Linked DNA regions of Mus musculus: region 1 is linked to region 2. Evidence: chromatin loops called from intact Hi-C (ENCODE). Cell type or tissue: heart. All regions are shown on one strand. Each heading gives the region's core, and the rest is flanking DNA. Links, peaks and the distances in the headings are about the cores only.

The links. Hi-C counts contacts between places; a loop is a spot of excess contacts. Peaks named below come from ENCODE experiments on the same cell type or tissue, not always from the same donor. Only the 100,000 strongest peaks of a DNase experiment are listed, where the experiment ranks them.
Region 1: it touches region 2 in a loop (4-fold over the local background); 5 of 42 quality-filtered maps call a loop at or near these places.

What each region holds. Positions count from the first base shown.
Region 1 is chr12:83,422,433-83,426,344 of GRCm38, forward strand. All of the region lies in intron 1 of Dpf3 (D4, zinc and double PHD fingers, family 3), which reads right to left. Among named protein-coding and RNA genes, the nearest start is that of Dpf3, 63 kb to the right of the region's middle. In heart, for the core only: CTCF peaks have their summits at 1,854 and 2,823 (motif pointing left); a DNase peak (open chromatin) is centred at 2,459; H3K27ac peaks cover 2,225 bases.
Region 2 is chr12:83,365,038-83,370,565 of GRCm38, forward strand. Dpf3 (D4, zinc and double PHD fingers, family 3) reads right to left here. Exons shown (of 11, transcript NM_001267625.1): 2 at 5,467-5,528. Among named protein-coding and RNA genes, the nearest start is that of Dpf3, 120 kb to the right of the region's middle. In heart, for the core only: a CTCF peak has its summit at 2,653 (motif pointing right); no DNase peak of the experiment used is centred there.

The DNA.
Region 1 (3,912 bases), core at 659-3,158, 56 kb after region 2:
AAAGAAAGAAAGAAAGAAAGAAAGAAAGAAAGAAAGAAAAAAAAATGATCTAAAACAAACCATCAGGAAAACAGTCAGAGATCCATATTTGTCCAAGGTAAGAACATAACAGATATCTTTCAATTCACTCACTTCATATTACATACAAACTTCAGAAATAACTGAGAAGTCCTGATGACTATACATGCTAAAAATGGGCACACGTGACTTATGGGGAAAGCATATTCGATTTTTCCCATTGAGGTAAGAATTGAAAATCATCTAAATTCCTATCAAGAGAGGTGAAATTAAATAAATTACATATCCACACTTGAAATACCTTATTTAAAGTAGGATTACAGGTTGGGATTATAGCTCATACAGCTCTTATCTACCCAGCATATTCAAAGCCTTGGATTCGACCCCCTGGTACTGTGAATAAAAAGGGATTGGGCTGTGGGTATATTGTCAAATAAAAAGAAAACAAAGTGCATTATGGGAGGGAGAGAAAGAGAGAGGCCGTATGGGGGTGGCAGTAGCCTCAAAGTATAATGTGTGCTTCGGTAAAAATGGCTTTATATCACCCTTTATAATAAAACTAAAATATAAAAGATATAGCCCAGGACACTTGGAAAAGCAACTTTTGGGTGGAGAAAAGAAATAAACTAAGTGAAAATGTATAACCCTAGGATATTATCAGAAAAAAAAAAAAAGTAGAAAAGAAGTCACACAACTCTGGACAAGGAGACAAGAGGAAGGGGGAAGCTGGTGGGGAGGGGGGGTGCCATAAAGGAATCTGATATTTGAAATACTAATAAAAAAGTGTGTTGTGTTGCTTTTCATTTTTATGTGTTTCAATGAGGTAGATAAAGATGCTCCCAAGAGCCATAGGTTATTAAAGAAATAGTCCCGTACCAGGGGTGGGATACTGCCTCACCACTTGGTCAGGGAGGTCCCTGAGGCCCCCAGAACACTACAGGAAGTTGTCACTGCTATTAGCTCTGCACCAGAACTAGTAGCACTAGACTTTATTACCTAATTACCTATCACCAAAGACACCAATGGGCCTTGATTACAGGACATGAAGAATTCAGGCTAGACCTGGGCTGGAAGCTTCCTTCTTACTGGCTAGCCCTCGGAGGTATGCAAGGCTCCTAGGGGAGAATTCCCAAGAGGAGGAGTCATACTCAGCTATGGTCTCTGTGTGTAATAATACTGCCTGGCCAAGCCTGACGAGTCAATGGTGCATCAGTGACAAGCCTGTTATGGGGGGTTGAACAACTGTTTCCCGCCTGATTATATTTGATACCTAATTTACAGGACAAAATTCATGTCTGGGTCACAAATCAAGCCAAAAGCCTGAGGCTGGGGAGGTCATGGGGTGGAGTGGAAAAGCTACTTCTGCTGTTTTGGCTAAACTGATGTGCCCATCAGATCACCCTCTAACTAACCGTTGATGCCCATAGGTGAGCGCTGCTGTCCCTGTTGGCCAGAGAAGCTTGTCTTTGTGATGGTCACAGATGGCTATAGAGATGCTTAACTGTAACTCAGTCAAACGTACTAAGAATAGGTTCCTGTTGAGTGACCAGTCATAGATGGTCTCTCTATCACTTCCTCCACGGTCAGGGAACATGGCAGAGGAAGGGGCAGAAAGAATGTGAGAGGAAGAGGAAGGGAGTTAAGGTTAGGTACAACTCAGCTTCTTGTCCAAAGAATGGAAGCCATTCTAGAAATACCACGTATCTTCAAAAGCAAGCTGTGACCTTTACAGCTGTTCTAAAGGGGAAACCTAGGGGTCAGGGGAGGGCGGGTCATAGCTGTAAACCCAACCCAGAGAAAAGGCGAGAGAGGAGAAGGATAGAGGCGCCACCTGCCTGCCCACACATCCAGTACAAGCCCAAGATCCCCAACATGGCCTCTGTCAGCTTCCCAGAATCGTTTGCTCTCATGAGACCTTCCCATTCCTCATAAAAATCCAAGTTAGCTAGGAAAAGAGAAACTCGGGGAAGGTTTTAAACTCACAAGACTGCAGCCGGGATTTCAAAGTGACACCTAAGCCAGCCTTGTTGGCATAAGCCTGAAATGTCAGGATTTGGAACCGAGTCCAAAAGCGGCAGCAGGAGGGTTGCCAAGCTCAGACCCAGCCCAAGCTACATAAAGAGTTCAAGGCCAGCCTGAGTTAGGGATTGTGAAACCCCGTCACCAAACAACCAAAAGAGAAAGTACAACTACTACCATTCTGCCTCTGCTCACCTCGAATCATCTGCATCGCTGACACAGCCTCCTGCAAACCTGAGATCAGAGTCTCCCTTCTTCAAAAGATTAGAGATGTGAGGCCAGGAAGCCTACGTGCCAATGCCAGGAGGAAAATCTAAAGGCCAGGAAAGTGGGAGAGGAAGGAGGCCTCATTCCAACATGCAAGGACGTGAGTTTCTGTCCCTGTCTCAGCTCTTACCATTCCCAGCAGGCCTGGCCAACATCCAAAGAGACTCCGGGCTGGTGAGCCCACGAATGTGAGGCTGAGATAAGCCGGGGAAGCGAGGATTAAGCTTGCCCAGGGTTATATATGGGCTGCTGTGCGCTGACATGAACCGGGGGAATCTTAAGTTCCCAGGGCATTTTCTGCACTCATTCCTGCTCCCAGGATTAAGAATCCTCTCTTGCTTCCTCCCTCCCCCTGGACCACCACTAAGCAGTTGCCTTGTGAATAGCAGAAAAGTGAGGCTTTGTCTGTTTGGTTCTGGTTTTGGTTGTAACATACATGATAAAATCCTGTGGACCTGTGTACTCATTTATAGTAAAACAGACTAAGAAACACCATTTTCCCTTTGTCTATGGGACAGCCACCTAGTGGCACATATTTCAAAAGCTACAAAAGGTCTAAATCTAGTCCAGGCCCCCCCCGGTTGGAAACATGCTTTGGGAGCCCAGAAAATGTTCTGCCTCCTTCCAGCAAGGGGGAAACTGAGCCCTCGGGGAAGCAGCAACGTGATGCACCTGAACAGAAAGGAGGAGAGGTGACCCCAGTACATCAAAGAAGGCTGAAGAAAGGACAGTGACGTGACTTTCAGGAGCCCAGGTGCCTAGCGGGTCGATGCTTATCTCCTCTGACCAACTCCAGGCATCCCTAACTTTGTCCTGTGAACCCTCCGAGGACAGTAAACTCCAGCACAAAGTGACTCTCCCAAGGTCTGGAAGAAAGGAATGTCTTCCCCCTCAGCCTTGCCCGAGGCTCGACGCCTGGAAAAATTCCTGGGATGATTTGGTGTAGTCTGGGATGGCTCTGGAGCCATCCAGGCTGGAAGAGAAATGTGGTTTTGAACAAAGGCTGCCAGGACCAGTCTTGGCGACTTAGGGACACTTTCAGGTCTCAGTATTTCTGCCCTCACCACCTGCTAGCCTAGACTGGATCTTCTTGTTTGGGGAAAACCCTTGAGATCCTTGCCCTCCATGAGGCAGTCCTGGTGACCTCATTCTGAACTGACTTGCCATGTTCCCAAGGCTCCTCATGCATGCATGCCCTCGCCCCGGCATTAGTGTCAGTCCCCTGGAGACGTCAACACTCAATGACCGACAACCAGGTCATACACACTTGGCCTTTCTCCTTTTCAATTTTTTTTGGGGGGGGGGGGGCATATGTATTTGTGCTCAGCGTTGCTTATGAGTGGGGGCACATGCTTGTGTATGCTCACATGTACGGAAGCCTGAGGTTACTGTCAGGGAGGCAGTCCTCAAGAGCTCTTCTCCCTGATTCATCGAGGCAGACTCAATCAATTCCAAAGCTCGCCACTCTCAGTAGTCTCAGTAGCTAGCTTGCTCTTAGGATCCCGTGTGTCCACCTTCGGAGGCTGGAACTGCAGCATTGTACATAGGTTCTGAGGATCCAAATGGAGTTCCTCGTGCTTGCTCAGAAAGCACTTTAACCCCAGGCCC
Region 2 (5,528 bases), core at 1,668-4,167:
TTCAGGCTACATTCATTCAGGCAGAACACCCATACATACACATAACAACAAAGGTTTAAATTTTTAAACCAAAAATAGAACCTAGGGAACAAAGAGGGCAGATCTGGGGCTGTAACAAGAGACCTAGCAAGTGTGCTCTTGGCATCCCAAAAGAAAAGTGAATGGGGCTGAAGATATTGCCAACAAATCTCTCAAACTTGGAGAGAAAACAAAAACAAACAGGAAAAAAACAGGCCCAAAACTCCAAGTAAGCTTCAAACAGAATAGATTTGAATAAATCTATTCCAAGGCACATCAACATTAGACTTTTGAAAATAAAAGCAAAGAAAACCCTTGACAACAGTGAAAAGAAACGACGATTCTCATACAAGGGAGACGCCACATGACTGGCGGCAGATTTCTCATCACTAGCCGCCTTAAGACATGGCAAGTCTTTCAAATGCTACTCAGAAAAGACAATCGATTTGTAATTTTATACCTAGCACAAGTATTCATTGGGAATAAAGGAAAAATAAACATGTTCTCCAACAAAGGCAATCTAACCCTTATCACACATCTTTAAGTAAATTCGATAAGCATTCTTCAAGCACTGAAAATTGTGTTTGATGATTTGATGTGCTCATCAGTAGAGAGAAAATGTTTATTTTAAAAATGGTTCTTTTATTAGTGCCACCATCTATCCAACTGAGTTAACTGGTCTGTAGGACAGCTATCTTATAAATGAATTTGGTAAGGGGACCTGATGAGATGAAAGGTTGGGTGTGGATATGAAGTAGTTATATGAAAGAGATCTTTGCACTGAGGAGTTTCCTGTCTTGATTATAGTATTGGTTACATGGGATAAAATGACAGGATCTCCAGGAAACCCCATGGAAGAGGAGGTAGGGTGTATGAGCCAGGGGTGATAGAGTGTGGGGAGCGGGTGTGGCGGCAGTCCCAAAGGCGCCAGGGACTGCAGCTAAGTCATATGACTTGCACCTGACTTCCTCATATAAGACACAAACATCTTGAGTGCTGCGCAGGTGTACCAGGATACAGGTGAATCCAATTTGGTGGAGATTTGCCCCTGCTGCCCTGATTAGCTGAAGCCTCGTGACTGGCGAGGGGGCGTGGCCTGCGGTGCGTGGATGAGAGAGAGTAAAAAAGGAGTGAGAGGCCCAGGGTTCGGGGGAGATATAAACAAGAAGAATCAGGACTGAATAAACTGCTGTTAGAAGGACTGGTGGTCGCGTAGTTCTTGCTGGTCGAGAGCGGGCGCGACAATAGAGGACACAAAGAAAAACTAAGACCCTCTAAATCAATGAGCAAAGTTCATGTGAACTCACAGAGACTGAAGCGGCATGCATAGGACCTGCTCAGGTCTACACCAGGTCTTCTGCACTTATATTACGGCTTCCAGCTTAGTGTTTTTATAGGACTCTTGTGTGTGTGTGTGAATGAGTGGATCTCTGTTTCTTGTGTCTTCTTTTGGGCTCTTTTCCTTCTCTTGGTTTGTCTTGTCCAACTTCAATGGTATAGTTTTTGTCTTTTCTTATTATATACTATTTTTATATTTTTTGAATGAATGAGTGAGTGAATGAATGAAAACCTATACACTGGGGTAAAAGTTAACAACTGTCACTTACACCTGCTGAGAGCAGGAAAATCAAGTTTTCTCCAGTAGAGTGACACTGGGAATATCAACCACTCCAGAGCAAACCTCATGTTAAGGAGCAGTTGGACAACATATAATAGACTCCTCAGTTGTGTGTGTGTGTGTGTATATGCGTGTGTGTATGTATGTATGTTGTGTGTATGTATGTTGTGTGTATGTGTATGCACGTGTGTCTTTATTTGGTTATAGTGTGGTGGGTTTTTTATTATTATTTTGTTTTCTTGGTTTGGGGGATTTGTTTCTGTCTTAGAGTTTCGTCCATTTTTTGAAAAAGAACTTAAAGATGGCAGGCCAGGAAGGGGGAAGGGATCTGGAAGGATTTGGGGGAGGGAAGAACATGATGGAGATATATTTTCATTTTAAAATTGTTTTAAATAATAAGAAAGGAAGGAAGGAAGGAAGGAAGGAAGGAAAGAAAGAAAGAAAGAAAGAAAGAAAGAAAGAAAGAAAGAAAGAAAGAAAGAAAGAAAGAAAGAAAGAAAGAAAGAAAGAAAGAAAGAAAGAAAGGCAAAAGCTTCTCACACTTCTCACACACATTTTACCATTATCAACTTCTGGTGTGATCTTTGGGGAAAGCGAACGAAAACCAGAAAGGTGTTCTAGGTGCCGTGTGCAATTCCCAGGAGGTATATGGCAACTTAACATGAGAAGCTAATTTTAAGAAAGGAAATTCGCTGGGTGTGGTGGTGCACGCCTTTAATCCCAGCACTTGGGAAGCAGAGGCAGGCAGATTTCTGAGTTCAAGGCCAGCCTGGTCTACAAAGTGAGTTCCAGGACAGCCAGGGCTACAGAGAAACCCTATCTTGAAAAACAAAAACAAAAACAAAAACAAAACAAAAACAAAAAAGAAAAGAAAAGAAATTCTATGAATCCTCTAAACAGATCAACCCTTAACAAGTAAAACCAAAATGAAACCTATAAATCCAACTATGTAGAAGACTTACTGTCACAACTAACACAGAAGACTATCTGAAGTGACTTTGAGGCACAGTGGCTTGACACCACAAGAGGGCAAGAGATACAAAGTGCAAAAAGAAAAACTGTCAAGTCCTGTCCGGTAATCTTACTACAAATAGCCCTGCTGTTACTGAACTACCAATGTGCCTATTGTGCACTCTGTATGTGATAAAGCAAGGGTGTCCACATCATTAAATCCAGGTTCAGGGGTATATGCATATGTGTGTATTTATGCATGCATTTGCATACATGTGTATGTACATGTGTGGTAGATATCCTCATGCATGCACTCTGGTGTGTGTGTGTGTGTGTGGTGGGTATCTGAGAAAAGGGATATGGGATAAATATAGTTAAAAACAAACTATTTAAAACTGAATTGGCTAGGAAATAGTATAATTCAATAGCATTCACTTAAAAATATCATACTTCATGGGATGCTGGCTAAAACGTCTGAGAAACCATGATCAACCTAGGGAGCATAGATGCTCATTTCAGAGCATCTATGAAGACAAGAAGAAACCAGGGCTTCTAGGAGAAGCACGTCCATCTAGGTCTAAGGCAGGAAGTGCATAAGGTGAGCTAACATCGATTTGTCTCAATATCAGGAGGGCAAGGAAGCCATCAGAAGGAACTGAGGCCGTTTCCAAAGCCCTTCCGGACAAAGATGGGACAGCATAGGCATCAATCAGAATAACGGCTGCAGTGGGTTAAAGTGCATCAAACGGGCTTAAATCCGAGTTCATGATAGCACTTAAAATAACCACATTGATCAACTTTGGACAAGACCAAGGAACCAACTCATTATTCTGAAAACTGGTAAATAAATACAAGGGAAACATCCTTTATCTCCTGTCAGCTGTACCTCATAATAACCAAACGTTTTAATGAGGGGATGTTTTTCTTTACAGAGGCTGTAGAGCTAATAAATGAAAAACCACCATGGCCTCTAATCAAATGCCACACTGGGTTTTTGGTTGGTTGGTTTTGGGGGGGGGTTCTTTGCAACTCTTTAATGGAATAAGAATCTGGATAGTTATCACGAAGGGCTGGTAACGTGAGTGAAAGGGGATAATCAGGCTGCATGAGCCTCCTGGTGAAAGCCCAAACTACCACCTGCTTTTGCCAGAGAGAGAGAGAGAGGAGAGAGAGAGAGAGAGAGAGAGAGAGAGAGAGAGAGAGAGAGAGAGAGAGAGAGAGAGCCTGAATAAGTCTCCAGACCTAATTACCAATTCACAGCAATAACACCATGGGGATGCAATCAGCAAATCTGAGCTCTGGGAAACCCTACAGTGCAAACAACCCAGTTTCTTCAACAAATAACATACAAGGGAGAAAGAGTCTCAGCGAAGCCTGCAGATGTCTAAGGGCAGTGTCACAGTTGCAATGCAGGAATCCTGTCTGGACCCTAGCTTACAGTAGAGGTAGCAGGAGAAATGAATGTTGACCATTTGATTAGGTAGTGGTCCTGGGCTGGCTTGATCTTCTCCTTTGTCCTCTCAGGCAGAGGCTTGTCCTGCATCCCAGGCACACTAGCAATCCTCTTGTCTCAGCTTCCTAACCACCGTGATTTCAGGCATGTCCCACGGCACCCAACTAGTTTGACATTTTAAGTCCAGAGTATTTATACGTGACATGATGTGCTGTCCCAGATCTACTTCAAAGTCATCCGGAGTCAGGGAGAAAGGTGAAAGCTAAGCATAGATGAGACAGTCGGCCATGAGCTGCCTGTTGTGGAGCTTGGCCGTGCGGATTCTGATTTTATTTTGCCATTATCTGAATTTTACATATATATAAAACTTTTCAAAACAACAGAAAAGGTTTGTTGACTATACTCATGAAGGAGTGGCAGCAGAGGCCTACAAACCCCAGCCTGAGAGGTAGAGGATCAGGAAGAGTTCCTGGTCGTCACTGGCTCCGTAGAAAGTTAGATCAGCCTGGCCTATGTGAGACCTTACCGAAAGAGAGGGGGTTTACAAAGATGGCTCGGTCAGCAATGTGCTTACCATGAAAGTATGGAACCTAGTTCAATCCCTAGAAACCATATAAATGCACACACTTTTAATCCCAGAGCTGGGGAGGGTGGGAGAACAGGCAGATCCCTGGGGCTCACTGGCCAGACAGCCAAGCTGAATCAGCAAGCTCCCGGCAAAAGTGATAAACCCTGTTTCAAAAACCAGGATGAAGAACAACTAAGGAAGGAAGGTACTTGCATGCACACATGTAACACACCACACATGCATGCATGCGTGCACCCTATGCACACATGGAAACAGGTATAGACACATGCATGTGAGCACACACACACATATTTTAACATAAGTAAATATGACCACAGAAAAATGCATCTCTAGAACTAGTTATCTCCCTAATCTACACCAGTGGGTTTTATTCTATTCTTAGAAGCCCAGAAGTTTAGAATCACAGTCATAACAATGATAATATTCAACATTTTAGAGCATATAGTATGTTGAGTTGTTTATAGATATCTCCATTTAATCCTGATAAACTCCGTGTAGTAAATAATGAGATTATCCACACTCCACAGACGACAAGCCTCGGGGACAGAGTTCTGATGACAAAACTAAGCCTCACCCACAGCTAAACACATTTACAGATTTTAGCCAACACCCGAGGGTGGAAAATGAAGACTGCTTTCTTTGGACTTCTTTGAGATAAACACCTCACATCATCTTTGTCTGGTCCCTTGGATAAACTGTATACACAGCTAAATTTCTTCACTGTGAGTCTAGCTTATCTAACTCCCAACCCGGCCCAGCTGTGTGAACTCCTAGACACCATAGTATTCCTTCCTCCAAGCTGGAGCCGCTGTGCATGCTGGGAGTGGCATGACTTACCTGGGCCGCGGTGCCTCTTCTCCATCCAGATGTAGCAGTTGTTCTGAGCCACCCCAGTCTGC